2 separate regions of the Mus musculus genome follow, and region 2 is linked to region 1. Evidence: chromatin loops called from intact Hi-C (ENCODE). Cell type or tissue: left cerebral cortex. All regions are shown on one strand. Each heading gives the region's core, and the rest is flanking DNA. Links, peaks and the distances in the headings are about the cores only.

What was found. Hi-C counts contacts between places; a loop is a spot of excess contacts. Peaks named below come from ENCODE experiments on the same cell type or tissue, not always from the same donor. Only the 100,000 strongest peaks of a DNase experiment are listed, where the experiment ranks them.
Region 2: a loop joins it to region 1, with 8 times the contacts of the local background. A loop is called at or near these places in 17 of 42 quality-filtered maps.

The regions. Positions count from the first base shown.
Region 1 is chr1:33,963,299-33,970,940 of GRCm38, reverse strand. Dst (dystonin) reads right to left here. Exons shown (of 103, transcript NM_001276764.1): 3 at 2,038-2,238. Among named protein-coding and RNA genes, the nearest start is that of Dst, 59 kb to the right of the region's middle. In left cerebral cortex, for the core only: CTCF peaks have their summits at 4,419 (motif pointing right) and 6,139 (motif pointing right); DNase peaks (open chromatin) are centred at 3,555, 4,409 and 6,112.
Region 2 is chr1:33,666,931-33,674,572 of GRCm38, reverse strand. It overlaps Prim2 (DNA primase, p58 subunit), which reads left to right and starts at 4,779. Exons shown (of 14, transcript NM_008922.2): 1 at 4,779-4,949; 2 at 5,553-5,715; 3 at 7,425-7,528. The coding sequence starts at 5,562. It overlaps 1700001G17Rik (RIKEN cDNA 1700001G17 gene), which reads right to left and starts at 4,749. Exons shown (of 1, transcript NR_033199.2): 1 at 3,861-4,749. In left cerebral cortex, for the core only: CTCF peaks have their summits at 1,904 (motif pointing left), 4,045 and 4,735; DNase peaks (open chromatin) are centred at 1,864, 4,185 and 4,758; H3K4me3 peaks cover 1,606 bases; H3K27ac peaks cover 926 bases.

The DNA of each region.
Region 1 (7,642 bases), core at 1,326-6,325:
AAATAAATAAATCTTTAAAAAATATATATATATAAAATAAATAAATAACTGTGACTAGAAATGCCAGAAGTAGCTTGCAGAAGGCCATTCAAATAATCCTGGGTCTCTCCGGCTGATGTCATCTCAGCCCATCTCCAAGCCACAGGGAGAGTTCTTCTAGCAAGGTGTGACAGCACTGACTATATGCGAGCAGAGGTGAGAAAAAGAACAGGTCTGGACCTGTGTTGAATGGACTGGCTACAGCAGGTACTGGTGAAGGCAGACAACTAAACCCATCAAAGGACATACATCATTCAGTCCACAGGCAACATCCCATTATCAGCAGCCTGCCGATGTCAAAAGTTTGCCCAGAAATCATATGACACGAGGAGCCTCCTCCCTGCTGACTGACAATTTCCGGCCTCCCAGAAGACTCACTGGAGATGCAATCAGATGAGGGAGTGTGCATCCCCGGCTCCGAAGCATACACACCATCCTCAGATTCCCTTCTTCGAGGAAGAGATGGTGGAACTGAGGCCTGACACCTAGAGTACTGCAGTAGTCGCTGACCTGTCCCAGCCTGCACTGCTGCTCACGCTGGCTGCGTGTTTAATCTTCCTAAGGTCACCTATGCAAAACCCCACGTAAATTATCGACAGCTCTCTATGCCCCTTCCTCTCCTCCCCCTGACCACATCATCCCTGCCTAGCACTTCCTGTTGTAAACACCAATCACAGGTCTTTGTCATTAAGTAGCTCTGTTGCAAACAATTCATTAGAAATAGGACCCTTCTGCTGGCCTCGTCACTAAACCTATTTCCACATGTGACCTGCCACCCAGTGACCCCAATGGAATGCAGAGGGATTATCAAGTCACATCTTGACAGTTCCCTTAGGCTGTCAGCACAGGAAATGGCAATATGGGCTAAGCATAGCATGAGGATAAACCAGGTGAATAAGGCTAAATTCTAATGCTAAAACAATGTAACATCATGGCAGTTTCAGAAATAACATTTTTAAAGCTTTCAAATAGCATTTTTCAAGGCCCAAATCCTTATTCACAGTATTGGTTAGAAAAATCCATGTGCCAAAAGCCACCGAGATGAGGACACCAGAGCACTTAGAATAATGTGTTCAGAAAATGACTGGCTCAACCCCAGCTGAGCTCCGGCGCCCCAGGGAAAGCCGTGCTGTGAACACATGACTAGTGTCTCAGTTGCTTTTATACAGCCATGACAAAAACCGTCAGGACCAAGACAACTTGTAAAAGAAACATCTAATCTGGGGCTCGTGGCTCCAGAGGGTTAGAGTCTCTGACCATTGTAGGGAGCATAGCAGCAGGCAGGTGGCCATGACACTGAAATAGAAGCTGAGAGCTCACATCTTGAGATGACAACCACTAGGCAGAGAGAGGGGGCTGAGTGAAGTCCATTCTGAGAGGGACACCTCTTGCAACAAGGCAGCACCTCCTATGTTCCCCAAACAGTTCTACCGATGGGGGAGGGGCAAGCATTCAAATATGTGAGCCTCGAGGGGCCATTCTCACTCAAACCAGCACAGTTAGGGGGACAGAGCCTTTTGCTGTCTCACAGCTGAAAGGCCAGTTAGAAGCTCTTCCAGAGTTACCCTGAGCTGAGTCCCAGCCCTAGAGACTCCTGGGAGGGGTTCAGCCACCGTCACAGGTTCCAGCTCCAGCCCGTCTTGGATGCTTTCCCTCTCTTGATACTGACTCTATTGTTGCTGTGATGTCTTAGCACACCTCAGCCTGCCAGCCTGTTAACTCTAGCGCTCCCATCCTCATTCTAGACCACAGCTTCAAGGGCGCTAGGAATTCCCTAGGTTTTTAGATCAGTCTGAGTGACGCTGGCCTGCTCCTGCCTCTGGCAAGGACCTCCCTAAGACCTTCTTGGAAAGCACAACCCTTCCTTTATGTGAACACGCAGTCACTTTGTGGGGGAACAACAGGATGGCTCAACTATTTATCCAAACTTATTTAAGGGGATAATTTCACCGTTTGACTGTTATTCAACACTTGTACAAAAGACAGCTTTCTACTTACAGGCCTTCTGGTGGAAGCACCTTGAACAGAGTGATAGAATTCTGGCTGCACCCGGCTGTTTTTCTTGATCCTTCGCTTCCTCCCCGATGACTCTTGTTCACTCTGATGATGGACTTCCACCACAGGCTTCACTTCTTCAAGCCGGGCAGCTGCGGCCGCTGCAACTCGCCTCCTGATGTGTCGGGGGCTTGCTCGGAACCCCTGTGGCAGGAAACACACACGGGAATTCAGATTTCCACATTTTTGTATAAATATTTCCTGGAGTTAGTTAAACTGTGTGCTCCCCAAGTCCCCCCCCTAGTCAATGAAATCATCTACATTCCCATTTGTGAGTCTAAGTGGTTCAACACACATGAAAATATTTTCCGCAGGGCTGAGGGCACTTCTACATTAAAAATGACCTTAAGATCAAGAAGGTTGATGGAGGAATGAAAAAGGAAAGAGGACTCTGCTCTGCTTCTGCATTGTTCAGATGAGTTGTGAATACACCTGCCTAAACATGATACAGAGGACAGGGTGGGGCATAGAACACGAGACCAGGCAGATGGTTACTTTTAAATGCCAAGAACACAATCTAAAAATCACCTGGGAATTGAGTCTTAATGAGGAGCTGTCTAGATCTCTAGCTGTGGGCATGTATTGAGGTGTAATAGAGGTGGGAAGGTTCGCCCATAGTGGGCAGCACCATTCCCTACGTCTGAATCCTGGCGCCTCTGAAAGAGGAAAGAGATGGAGCACAAGAAACCATGCATGCATTCCTTCTCTCTCTGCTCCTGGCTGTGGGTGTAACTTGATTGCTCAAGTTAGTATCTTGACATTCTTACAACACCGGACCATGACCTGGAATTGTAAACCAAATAAGCCCTGACTCCCTTAAACTTACTTCTGTTTGTGTCCTTAATTTACTACATCAACAGAGATGATGGATGAAGAACCCCTCTGCATTCCTGAGAGCAGAATCTCTCGGGAGGGTCCGTAGGGATGCAGAGCATCATTACATCCTAACAAAGGGAAGATGCAGAGCTAAAGCAGAGGTAGCCTGGTCAAGGATGTGAGCGTGGGAGTGATGCGCCTGTGTCCAAATGCTGAGTCATTGATAAAGCCACACAGTTATTAAACATCTGTGACTTCCGCTCCCTACTCCACGTAATGTTCACATTCTATACATAAGACTTTTAGCTTCTAAACAAAGGGTATATCTAAAATGCCGAGTAGCATATCTAGAAAAAAAGCGGGTGCTTGATAAAACAGTCACGTGTTCTTTCTCTCTTGAGGTAAGGTAAGCATAGCTCTTCAGACAAAGAAACAAGTTCAAATAAGTCATAGTGTGAAAAGAATTTCAAAAGTTATCAGTGATGGTCTCAGTCCTCTTGTGGCAGAGAACAAAAAGCAGTTTAGCAGAGAACAAAAGGAGTAATTCACACTGAGTTCACAAACAACACACAAGCACCACTCTCAGTGGTAGCCAGTCTCACAGAAAGGACTGAATGGAGCTGAGAATACTCTATATTTGGCTCAGTTTAGTGGGCGGCAGGCTCTTGAAGACCGAATAGTACTTATGTTCCAGGCAAGGGACAGGACTTAGGAATGAATGAATATGTAAAATGGCAGGCACACGTATGAAGTATTTACAAGCAACGGAGATGGTATTCTATGACATGCCAGCAGGAGAGTGCAAGTCAGGCATGGATGGAAATGAAAGGGGTTCAGTAAGCAACAGATACTCTGGGGGGCCTGGGGGCTATGTGTTTGTGGCTTGTCTGGATTTTAGAAGAGACATAAAAGGCTAGAAGACTGAGGTGAGACTAACACAGGCAGCAAAGCAGCACGTTCTAAAGAAGGTCTGACTGTGGGTGCGCCCAGCTCAGAAAGACTGTGCAGGGGCTTCTCACTGAAGAGCCGGGAGGTGGGCTGGCACGTGACTGTGGAGACCCTGAACATGAACTGGAGGATGTGAAACAGAGAAGCGGACACAGAGGAGGGCCTACGTGCCACGGACAACAGAGATGAACAAGGGGGAAATGCAAGCAGATTGTCAAAACACTCTCCGGATCAGCTCTTTCTCACATCAGCCTGCTCTCACCCCACCCGTGTGAGAGTTCAGCTGGCCCTCTTCATCTCAAAATAGATCCCGAAGATCTCTGCGGCCCCCATACAGCCCAGCGGGTATTACAGCAGCTGCTGGGAAGCGGATTTAGGGACAGGGAGCTGGGGTCAACTGAAAACCATGTTTAAAGCAGAAATTGGGTCACCCAAAGGAACTGGTAGCCATGGACTTGCCTGGAGTCCAGTGTACACTCCTCTTGTCATCTGAACTAGACTCCCTAAGGACAGTTTCTGAGAATCTCAAGGACCACGATTTATTCTAACCACTAGGTGGCACTAACGATCACTGCCAACTTCTCTAGTAACGGAGCGAATCTAAGGTTTATTTGATAGAAATGGAGATTTCTCTTCTTATGAATAATAAGCAGCTGCCTTTTGCTGGGTTCCCATCATTGCTAACAGTCCTCAGTAATCTACAAATCCTAGAAACACTCAGGAGGTGAACGTGGCCCAAAACTCTCTTAAAGTCACACAGACACACACACACACACACACACACACACATTAGATTAGACCATAATTCCGCAGTCAGTCTGGAGAACAACAATCCGTCCACTCCACATCTTCTAGAATAATCAAGACTGCCCAAGAAGACACTCAATGAAGAATATGGGCTTGGTTTGCGTTTTGTTGTTTAAATTATACTTGTGTGTGTGTGTGTTCCTGCATGTGTATTTTTATGTGCATGTGTATCTGTATGTACATGCATAAGTGTGTCTATGTGTGTGTACGTGTAGGTTGTGTGTGTGGTGTGTGTGTATGTGTGCATGTGTGTCTCTGTGTGGATGTATACAAGAGTATCCATGTGTGTGTGTGTGTGGACATGTATATCTGTATGCGCATGCACAAGTGTGTCTATGTATGTGTGTTTGTATAGGGTGTGTGTGTATGGTGTTTTTGTGTGTGCATGTGTATCTATAAGTACATGTGTTTCTGTATGTACGTGCACAAGTATGTCTGTATGTGTATATGGGGTGTGTGTGTGGTGTGGTGTGTATGTGTGCATGTGTGTCTCTGTGTATATATGTACAAGTGTATCTGTGTGTGCATGTGGTGTGTGTGGGTGTGTATCCACGCCATGGTGCACCTATAGACATCAGAGAACAACTGCAGAAGCCAGCTCTCTTTCCACCATATGGGTCCGGGATTGATCTCCAGCTGTCAGATTTGGTGGCAAACACCTTTATCTCCTGTGCCATCTTGCTAGCTTGTAGAATTGCTTATTCTCTGAGTAGCAAAAGTAGAAATGCATAGGTTTTTGTTTGTTCTTTTGGTTTTTATGCAGATTTCTGTAAATTCTACTCTAAATATAATTGCTTTATTTTACAATCAAATTTTCTAAGCATCAGAGCACAGCACACATATTTTAGCCCATCTGGATCCCCGGCCTCTGTTATTTCCTAGTTGTATGCTCTTGGTTAGACACAACTATTTCCTTATCTGTAAAATGAGCATTAAAACTAATTATTGCGCAGGTTTGCAGAGGAGAATAATGGTTTCATGTATGCAAAGCCTAAATGCCTGGTACACGGCAGGGCCGAAGTGTCTGTTATGATTACTATGTATTACTGTATAAATAAAATATATTCTCGAATATACCCAGGCGTGAAAGGAAGACAAGTCACATTTCTTGCTGAAGATATGGGAGGCCTGATCCCTGGGTGAGAGTTCCTGGCCCTGGAGATTCCCAGGCATGCCATCTGCAGTGAGTCTAACCACTGTGCTCATCTGCCGGTCCTATTACTCCGCATTGGATCATGGCTGTGGATTTCCTGTGTCCATTATAATGCATTGACATTACTGTATCGCTTACTTCCTGGCTCCCAGGCCAGCAAATTTCAGGCAGTTCAGAGCTGTGATAGCCAATAATATGAAGATGAAACCATCACGGGGCGGCCTGCTCTATTTCCCTGAGTCACTGTGCAGGATCAAGAAACTCCTCCTAAACACCATAAACCATGACCTGACAAAGGGAAATTTTATTTTGAGACAGCAGGTGGTGCTGCAAGCTCTTTTTGGTGTTAGGACTCAAGAGATAAAATAGTCCTTTTCTCTCTGTCCATTTGACCTTGATACCTCGAGGTAGGCAGGGTTAGGGAATTGGAAGTGGTGACGGGTCCCCAAGAGGATGCCTGTAACTTTCACACCCTGACATTTCATCGAAAGAGCAGCTTGGGCCTTAACCTGGCCACAAAGCTAGAGGAAGAACTCGTGATCATCAATACAATTAGCTGTCCCTTCCTGACCCTAAACTTACAAAAGGCACACAGCTAAAGGAAGACAGGAGGTACAACTCCACCACAGGCTAACACAATCAGAAGGTATAATGCCCCATCAGAGGTAGGAGTGGCCAAATTGGAGTCGACAGGTGTTTGTGCGCGCGCGCACGCGCACACACACACACACACACACACACACTTGGACATTTTGTTTTAAGAGAAAGAACATGACGTTGTGTGGGTAGGGAGGTGAGGGATGAGCTGGAGGGATTGGGGGAGGGGAAGGAATAGGATCAAAGTGTATTTGTATGAAACATTAAATAAAAACAACTGTGATTGGCTCACTCCAACCTCACACACCCATCGTGGGTTTGAGGGAGGTCACAGAACATCCTCTCACTGGACAGTATAGAATACAGCTAGTTCATGAGTGTAATTTACACAAGTTACGCTGGTTGTCCTGGGCAGACTCCATGACCACTTCAATAAAGACCTCCACACGAGTCCAGGTCTTGGTTTTTCTGGTTCACCTACCTTCCCTCCCTGCCCTGTGTCCTACTCTTTCCTGAACTCCAGTTTTATTAAATTATTTCCTTCACCTTCGTACTCATGCCTGGTTCTCTAGGAAAGGTGTTTGGAGAAGGCTCCCTACCCTTCGGCCACCTCACTCAAGCAAGGCGGTGATTTCCTGCTCTTTGCTAACAACACCTGTGTCGAGGGTTTTTCTCAACTTGACACAAACCTAGACGTATGTGGGAAAAGGGGGTCTCAGTGGAGGAAGTGTCTCAATTACACGGATCTGTGGATGTGTGAGGGGAATCCTCTTGATTGCTAATTGATATGGTACAGCATATCCCTGGGCAGGTAGTCTGGGCTGATTGAGAGCAAGCTGAGGGGCAATTGGGATTGGCTGGCTTCTTGGGTGGCCAGGGCAGTGCTGGTTCAGCATGTGACAACCCACAGCTTGGGCGGAGAAGGGGCTCAGTTTCTGGATGCCTACAGGGAGGAGCTCTTTGACAAGGCTAACAAACACTGCTTTTTGCACATCCTGACCTTGTTAGAGGTACCCTATTGCACAAAACCCGGCTGGGCAGGTTGATGCTAGCTTCTGGAACTACCTTATCATGTACCAGCTTTTCCTACCAGGCTCCGAGTGGAGACATTAGCAGCCAGACTCTGGCCTGTTGTAGCCTGCTAATCTTGGGCTGGCTTACCTTGGCTTTTTGAGGTCTCTTGTTTAAGTACCCACTCCTGGTTTTTCTAGATAACTGGGCAGAGGG
Region 2 (7,642 bases), core at 1,254-6,253, 300 kb after region 1:
AACAGTATAAAGACCATGTCTATATTTGTTCTGAAAGTTTTACTAGTTTGTCTCTCTTGAGTAGGTCTTCCACTAGCTGGAGTTGGTATCTGTGGGTAGTGAGAGATAGAGAATAAAACTGCTCTCCCACAGTCAGTCATTTGTCCTTGTGTCATTTGGAACTGTCCATCTTTGCTCCATTGACTTGAGCAGTGGATTTGTCACATGTAGGCTTATTTATAGGTGTGGGACTGCTTCTGGATTCTCTGTTCTGCTCAGTTAACTTGAATATTCCTGTTCCAATATCACAGGGTTGTAAGACTGTAACAATCTTCCCATTGGTACACGCTTCAAAGGTACAAAGATAAAATCCTTACTTTTCTTACTGTCGTTGCTTCGTAGTCACATGCTTATCCAGCCTTCCCCAGCCACTCAATCTAGAATTTCTAAGGCTCCTCCAAACACTATGCATACTCCTTCTCTGGTTGAATTGTTTATTGCTTGGCAGCTATTTATATTAATTCATAGGTTAGTTTGTTTATTTCGTTTCCCATTAGACCATAAAGTTCTAGAGGGTAGAGGTGTGTGGCTCTTCCGTCAGAAAACACTGCCTGGCACTTAGTAGGGCTCTCTGATGTTTCCAGAATAAAAGAAACCGTGCTTATATCTGGGAGGCCATTTCTTCCTCCCCGTAGTACCTCTTAAGGGAATGTTTCCTCTCCTGCTCTCTTGACCTTCACTGATGGAAGCCAAGGGAGAAAGAACGGGATGGTTGTTTCTAGACTTTTTCCATAGCCAAACTCTCGGAAATAGGAAATGAAGTCAGGAGGGTGGAGGGAGCAGAAGGTGGCCAAGTTTTTATGGGTCAGCCACTCTGCTGGAAAGACTTCTTTTCCTGTGACTCCATGTGAGCAGGGCTGGAAGGGCTGTGGTCACAGATGCTCTCTTGGTAAAGATCCTTAGCACATCCTCCCTTTAGGATAACATAACCCAAACTGGAAAAGAACAGGGATGCACTCTGACTTAACCAAATATGGCGACTAAACCCTCAACTGTGTAATGCACCACACAATAGTTCTGGGGCAACGACGTCAACTACGGGTGAATGCCAGCTGGGTTAGACGGTCTGCAGCTGGTATTGTCCAGCAGCGGCTCCGTGCTTGGTGCTCAGCAATGATTCATGGAAATTATGCTGCAAAAGGTGCTCTGTGCTTTATTCTGGGATAAACTGAGGAGCCGAGTCATTCCAGAAGGAATGCGTATACAGTTTTCAGATGAGTGCTCGAAGTTTCTTAGGTTAGAGTCACATTTGATTCAAACCATCTGTTTAATGTGAAGCCGAACCCAGCATCTTTCCAGGACTCATCAATCTCGTTTCATAAATAATTATTAAAGGCTCTTGGAATCCGGGAGCTGTGGTTACAGAAGTGGCACAGTCGTCCCTGCTTGTGACTGCTTATGGTTTAGCGAAAGTAAAATTGTGCTTGTGTATATATATATTTTTCCCTTTATGAAATCAGTGTCCATAGTTTGCTCAGTCTTTTTTGCCGGGGCCATTATATTAATCCATCATTGTTGATGAGATGGATGTATGAGAGCTCACTGACAGCATCTCTGAGATGTCCATATCATTGCTGGGACAGGGATGTCAACCTTCCAATTGCCTCTGGATACAGAAAACAATTTATATAGTGTGCAGTGACCTACCCTGATACTAGGAAATTACGACGCTGGCATAGCTGATAGACTCAGCCTATTTTCTTCTCTGAGATCAAATATAGGTTTTTAGGGGGATGGAAAGATGGCTCAAGCAGTCCTGAGCACTCTCTGCTCTTCCAGAGCCCTCAGGTTCCAATCCCAGCCCCCACCTGGTGAATTACAGCAGCCTGTAACTCGTCCCAGGGCATCTGATGCCCTCTTCTGGCCTCTGTTTGTCAATGCATTTAACACATAAATACTCAAAACCACCCCTACCAATATATATATACAAAAACAAAATAGATTTTTGGTATGTTGTAAAGGCAGCTATTCCATGGCATAATAAGATTTTTGTGTGGTTAAACATATTTTTTCTAGTTCTTTATGAATTAGTCATAAAATGACATTACTTATGTCATATTTTAACTTTGAAGGTAGGCGTTTAAGAGATTGTATTGAAAGGTCCAAACACCTTGGGGATAAGAATTTTCACTTCCCTGGGAAGCAAACCAAGCTCCTCAAAGGAAGCCACTGACAATGGGCCGTTGATCAGTGACAGCCCTGACTTAGGGAGGATAAGTCTCCAGCTGATTCCATTTCTGGGACACCTGGCCAGAGGAGATAACAAGGCCGCAGCCAAGCTGGTCTCTGAAACTCTTCATGGTTTCACTAAATATAATAGAACTAATATAGCAGCCAATCAGACTTGTCCTAATGGCACTGCTTTGACTCCTATCAATCACATTAGAGGTTACCTTACCCTTCTGGAAAATTCCCCTAGCCCTGCATCAAAGGGGGCTTATGAGCCCCTCAAGCCGTTGACATTTGGATGAATGGTTGACCATTCATGCCATGCTGTTTGCTGGCAGTTTCTGCAGAATAAGCACCTTTGCATGCCATTTGAGTCTAGGGTCTCTCTTTAGCAATTCTTGGACCCTAATAGTATAAAGGGGTACATGAAGAGAAATCAAAGTGGCTGTCAAAAAAAAAAAAAAAGCTTAAAATCAAATAGCCAGGGAATTCTTAACAAGCCTTAAATCATTTGAAACTACAAAATTGGCTGACTCATAGGTGCATTTTTTTAAAGAAGACAATATTTTTTAGTGGTTCATGTTTGGAAAAGTCTGTGGTAGAGGGTTATAAACATAAAAATAAATCGGGCACAGTGGCACGTGCCTTAAATCCTAGCACTGGTGAGGCAGAAGCAGCTCTTTGTCAGTTCAAGGTCAGCCAGATCTACACGTGCCATTTCAGACCAGCCTGGCTTACATAGTGAGACCTTGTTTTATAATCAGAGTGTGGAGAAAATAATGGCACCATATGGGGATCATAAGGAATGAGGGTGGGACTTCAAGGGAACGACATATGTGGCAACAGTGAGCTCTTTTATTGTGAAATATTTGCCAATTTTGCAAGGAAAAAATTTCATTGCCGACAGTAGTAATAAACATTTTCATACTTTTATGAGCTAATTGTTCAGTTCCTGTTAACATTTTCTCTAATAAACTCATACTCTTTCTGACTGAAAAATAATTCTGGGGACTTTTTTAGCTGCACAATTTAATGTTTTTTTTGTTGTTGTTTTGTTTTGTTTTGTTAGCTGCACAATTTAATGTTTTTTTTTTTTTTTTTTTGTTTTGTTTGTTTTTTTTTGTTTTTTTTCGAGACAGGGTTTCTCTGTGTAGCCCTAGCTGTCCTGGAACTCACTCAGTAGACCAGGCTGGTCTTGAACACAGAAATCCGCCTGCCTCAGCCTCTCAAGTGGTGGGATTATAGGCGTGCGCCACCACGCCCAGCTTTATGTTTTTATATATTCAGATATTTAGTTTTGTTTTCTTTTTATTCTTTGTGATTTCACTTAAATTTCCATGGTGTCCTCATTCTAATCACGGTATCTCTCCTTCTGTGCTTCAGCCCCCCCCCCCCCCCACACACACACACAAGGCAGTTAATATATTTTAGGAGTGTCTATGGATTTGGTGATGATAATTGTATATAGGCCACAGAGGAGAAGTGAGTACCCTACTGTCATACGAAAGAAATCAGGCCAGTGAGGTTGGCAGAATGGAGTCCCCTGTCAGGAATCCTTTGGAAGTCACCGTTCTTTTATGTGTAAATTGGGGCTAATTAACTAGAGTCTGTTTTGTGTGGCTTGAGAATAAAAATTGACAGATAAACAGGTTCCGTTTCAAGGGACAGCCGCCGATTTAGTCTATCTTAGGTGGGTACTTTGAGGCTTCAAAGTACTAGGATATACTATGCATTTCTAAACCCGACCACTCCCAGCCCCATCCCAGAGCTTGTGGGTGGCTTTTGTAGGGGGACACGCCGCCTCGAACACACTGTAGACCGCAGCGGCCGTCCAGGCTCTTAGGACGCCACCTAGCTGGCCTCGCTGTGGTCCCGGAGCGCTTTTTGCTAAGTCCTGCAGGTTCCTCCGCTCCCCGAAGTCTATGCTCGCTCGCGTGTTCCCTGGCGAGCATCGCGCGGGGACGAGCAAACCGACGTCATTCTTACAGCTCTTTTCTCGTCCGGAAGATGAAGGCAGCGTTGCTAACAACGAGGAGGGACAGTCCTTGTGTCGTGGGCAAAGCGGACACGGCGGCTCCTTCCCACCTCCTGGAATGACAGAGGGGAGGCCACCCCCGGTAAAGCGCCCGCAAGCTTCCGGAGCCTCAGTTACCCTGACTCTGGCTGCAGCGCGGGAATGTTTGCCGTTTGCACTGCAGCCCCAAGCCCAAAGGCGTCTCCGCGCAGAGAGGGCACCTGGGGTTCTGGAAAACAAAAACAAAAAACCCAACAAAATCTCCATCACTTGCATTCAAGATATCTTAGGGCGGGTGTTGCGGCTCAGCCTAAGCCCAGCACTTGTGGGAGGTTGAGGCAGGAGGATCGCCACCAATTCCAAGTTAGCCTGGGCTTCGGTGCGAGACATGGTCTCAAAAGAACTCACATCCGTCAACAAAACAAAAAACAAAACCAGCATCAAAAAGTCGGTCGGCGTGCAAAACGCTCCAGACGCGCACTACCTTCAGTCGCTACCGCGCCACACCGCGGTGGGCGGGGCGCCAGGGGGTGGGACCTCTGCGCATCACTTCCGCTTCCCGTTCCAAATGAACTCTCCCGCCACTGGGAGAGAGCGGCTGTCAGCGCGGGTGTTTCTTTCAGCCTGGCTGCTGGCTGGTTAAACAATCTACTGCGGCTTTATTTGGGACGGAGAGAAGCCGTGGAGTTGGAAGCTTGTGAGCTGACCTGGTGGGACCGAGTGACAGGTGGTGTCGGGTCGGAGGGAGGCTCCGGGTGGGATGGCGGGGAGGGCGGCCCGGGAAGGCGCTGGGGCCGGAAGGGAAGTTAAGGCACTTTTGACTATTCTGGAAAGGCTGGATTCCAGAGTTAGAAGTACGAGAAGTAAGCCTCTCATCTAGGTAGAATCTACTTTGCTTTACCTTGATTTCAGGAATTTAACACCCCCCTCCCCTCAAACCTCATCTTGTCTTGGGTTCGCACATGCCTGAGGGTGGCAGGCAGCAACACTTAGTGATCACTCTTTGGCTTACAAGGGCCACCGTCTACATATACCCCAGTTTGAGCCCTTCCCACATTCGCCCCTGTTATTACAGATGTGTATAGAAAATCTAGACAACACAGCAGGGTCTAGGAATAATCCCTTTAAAAAAGTCTGTGCATCCAATATTTTGTGTTTCCATAAATATTTACTCTATTGACTCAGCCTTTTTCCGTCATTTTAACATATATATTGCGTTGCCACCTAAGCACTATATATTGCAATATATACTATATAACATATATATATAATTTATATAATATATAATATAAATATATATTTATATAATTTATTTCACTGCTTTCAAAAGGTGGTCAAGATGCAGTTCTCAGGAAGGATCCGGAAGAAGCTGCGATTGGCGGGTGACCAGAGAAATGCTAGTTACCCTCACAGCCTTCAGTTTTACCTGCAGCCGCCTACTGAAAACATATCGTTGACGGAGTTTGAAAACTTGGCTTTTGACAGAGTTAAATGTAAGTGGCATTTAAAGTCCAATGTTTGTGTCCTTGAGAAGTGCAGTTATCACACGATGAATAAAGGCAGTTCCTCTTTGTTCAGCAGCCCATTCAACATCCGTTGGTGATTTGCTGTTGAAGGTTTGTCATTCACTTCTTCACTGTAGTATGCACATTGAGTACTCTGCTTCCAGGTGGCAGGGACTTTGTAATGAGTAATGCAATTAAGGTCTATGTTGAAACTGTATTTGCTATGTGGAGACAGACGTGTAGAGTTAAAATCATACATCAGATTACTTTCTGCTTTGATAGAAGTAAATATTAATGCCCCTGGAGTGTAAAAGTGAGAATAACTAGCTTAGTCTACTTAAGGAAGGTTTCCTAGAGAAGTTGGAATTTGGTCTGGTTTCTGAAGAAATGAGCAGACAGTAGGGATTTCCCAGCAGAAGCAGTGAAGGGCTTTTCCAAACTGTGATAATGGTCTCTACAAAGGCTTGCGGCTGTGAAAGAGAGCTATGCTTCCGGTGTGAGTAGTTGAGGGAGAGTGGAGACGTGTGGACATTTGAAGGCATATTATAATGCGCAGGACCGAGGTGTGAGAAGGATGCAGCCACTGAACTGGAGGCCTCTTATCCTTTGTGTGTGAGAGAAGAAATGAAGGAGCTAGCTATGAACTGAGACAAATACAAGCCCTCTTAGAGTTTATGTTCCAGAATATTCTTGCTGGAGTAATCAGGAGATGGGAAAACACTGTTCATTTTTCTTAGAGCAGCAAGATAAGAGCTGTCAACGCAGGAGAAAGCACTTATTACTGTCCAATGTAGTGAAGGCAAGAGGGGGGGAAGGGCACAGGAGGCTTAGCAGTGTCACATGTTTCCTAGTGGTTGAAACCCTTGGCTTCGTCGTGTCAGATGGAACCGCAAGGACCCCTAAACAGTGGTGGTGCTAGTGAAGGGCTTGAGAGATGCCAAGTAGGTGTCATGAAGAGTGGTTGGAGGTCAGGACTGAGGGAGCCGGTACGGCAAGAAGGCATGGGAAGTGGAGATGCATGTGGAACATGGTCGTGTTCTTAGGTGGCAGTGCAGAAGATTCATTTCTGGTGTTGAAGCATCATTCCTTGAAGGGATTTCTGTGAGGAAGGCTTGCACCTGGCATTAGGAACCTTTGAATATTCGTGACTTCTATTCAGGATGGCTCCTTCTGATGACCCGGTGCCTCTCACTGCTGGGTAGTCATCAGGAAAGGAAGGCTCTCTCTCTCTCTCTCTCTCTCTCTCTGCCTCCTCCTCCTCCTCCTCTTCCTCCTCCTTTTTATCTTATGATGTACTCAGTCAAGGTAGCTCCAGACTGCAAACCTTGTCTTCACACTGACAGGCAGGCTTTTTCACTTCTCAGCATTTGGTGGCTTGGTACATCAGGAAAGATCATCCACCATTTGTCCTTTCCCTTCCCTTCCCTTCCCTTCCCTTCCGTTCCCTTCCCTTCCCTTCCCTTCCCTTGTTGAGCATCTCTGGGATTAGAATATCATGCATTTTCTGCACATTGGTGCAGTTTATCAGTTTCCAAGCACAGTTCACGTGATGTACCTGCGGAAACAAAGTTGTTAATACTGTCAGATGTTCTAAGAAAAAATAATTAGAGAATTGCTTTCTGTAGGTTTTTATCTTTGATTTATTTATCTTTTGTCTTGGATTTAAACTTTTCTTCCTTTTAATCTTTTCCCCCTAGTGCTTAAAGCAATTGAGAACCTCGGTGTGAGCTATGTGAAAGGAACCGAACAATACCAGAGTAAATTGGAGGCCGAGATTCGAAAGCTCAAGTTTTCCTACAGAGTAAGTAACGGGAAGTCGGCGGCGGGAGAGCGCTCCCTTCAGTCTGTGTGCGTTTATATTGCTGAGTTATGGGGAGAGGCTTTTATAAAGATAAACATTCTGCTGAGCTGATTG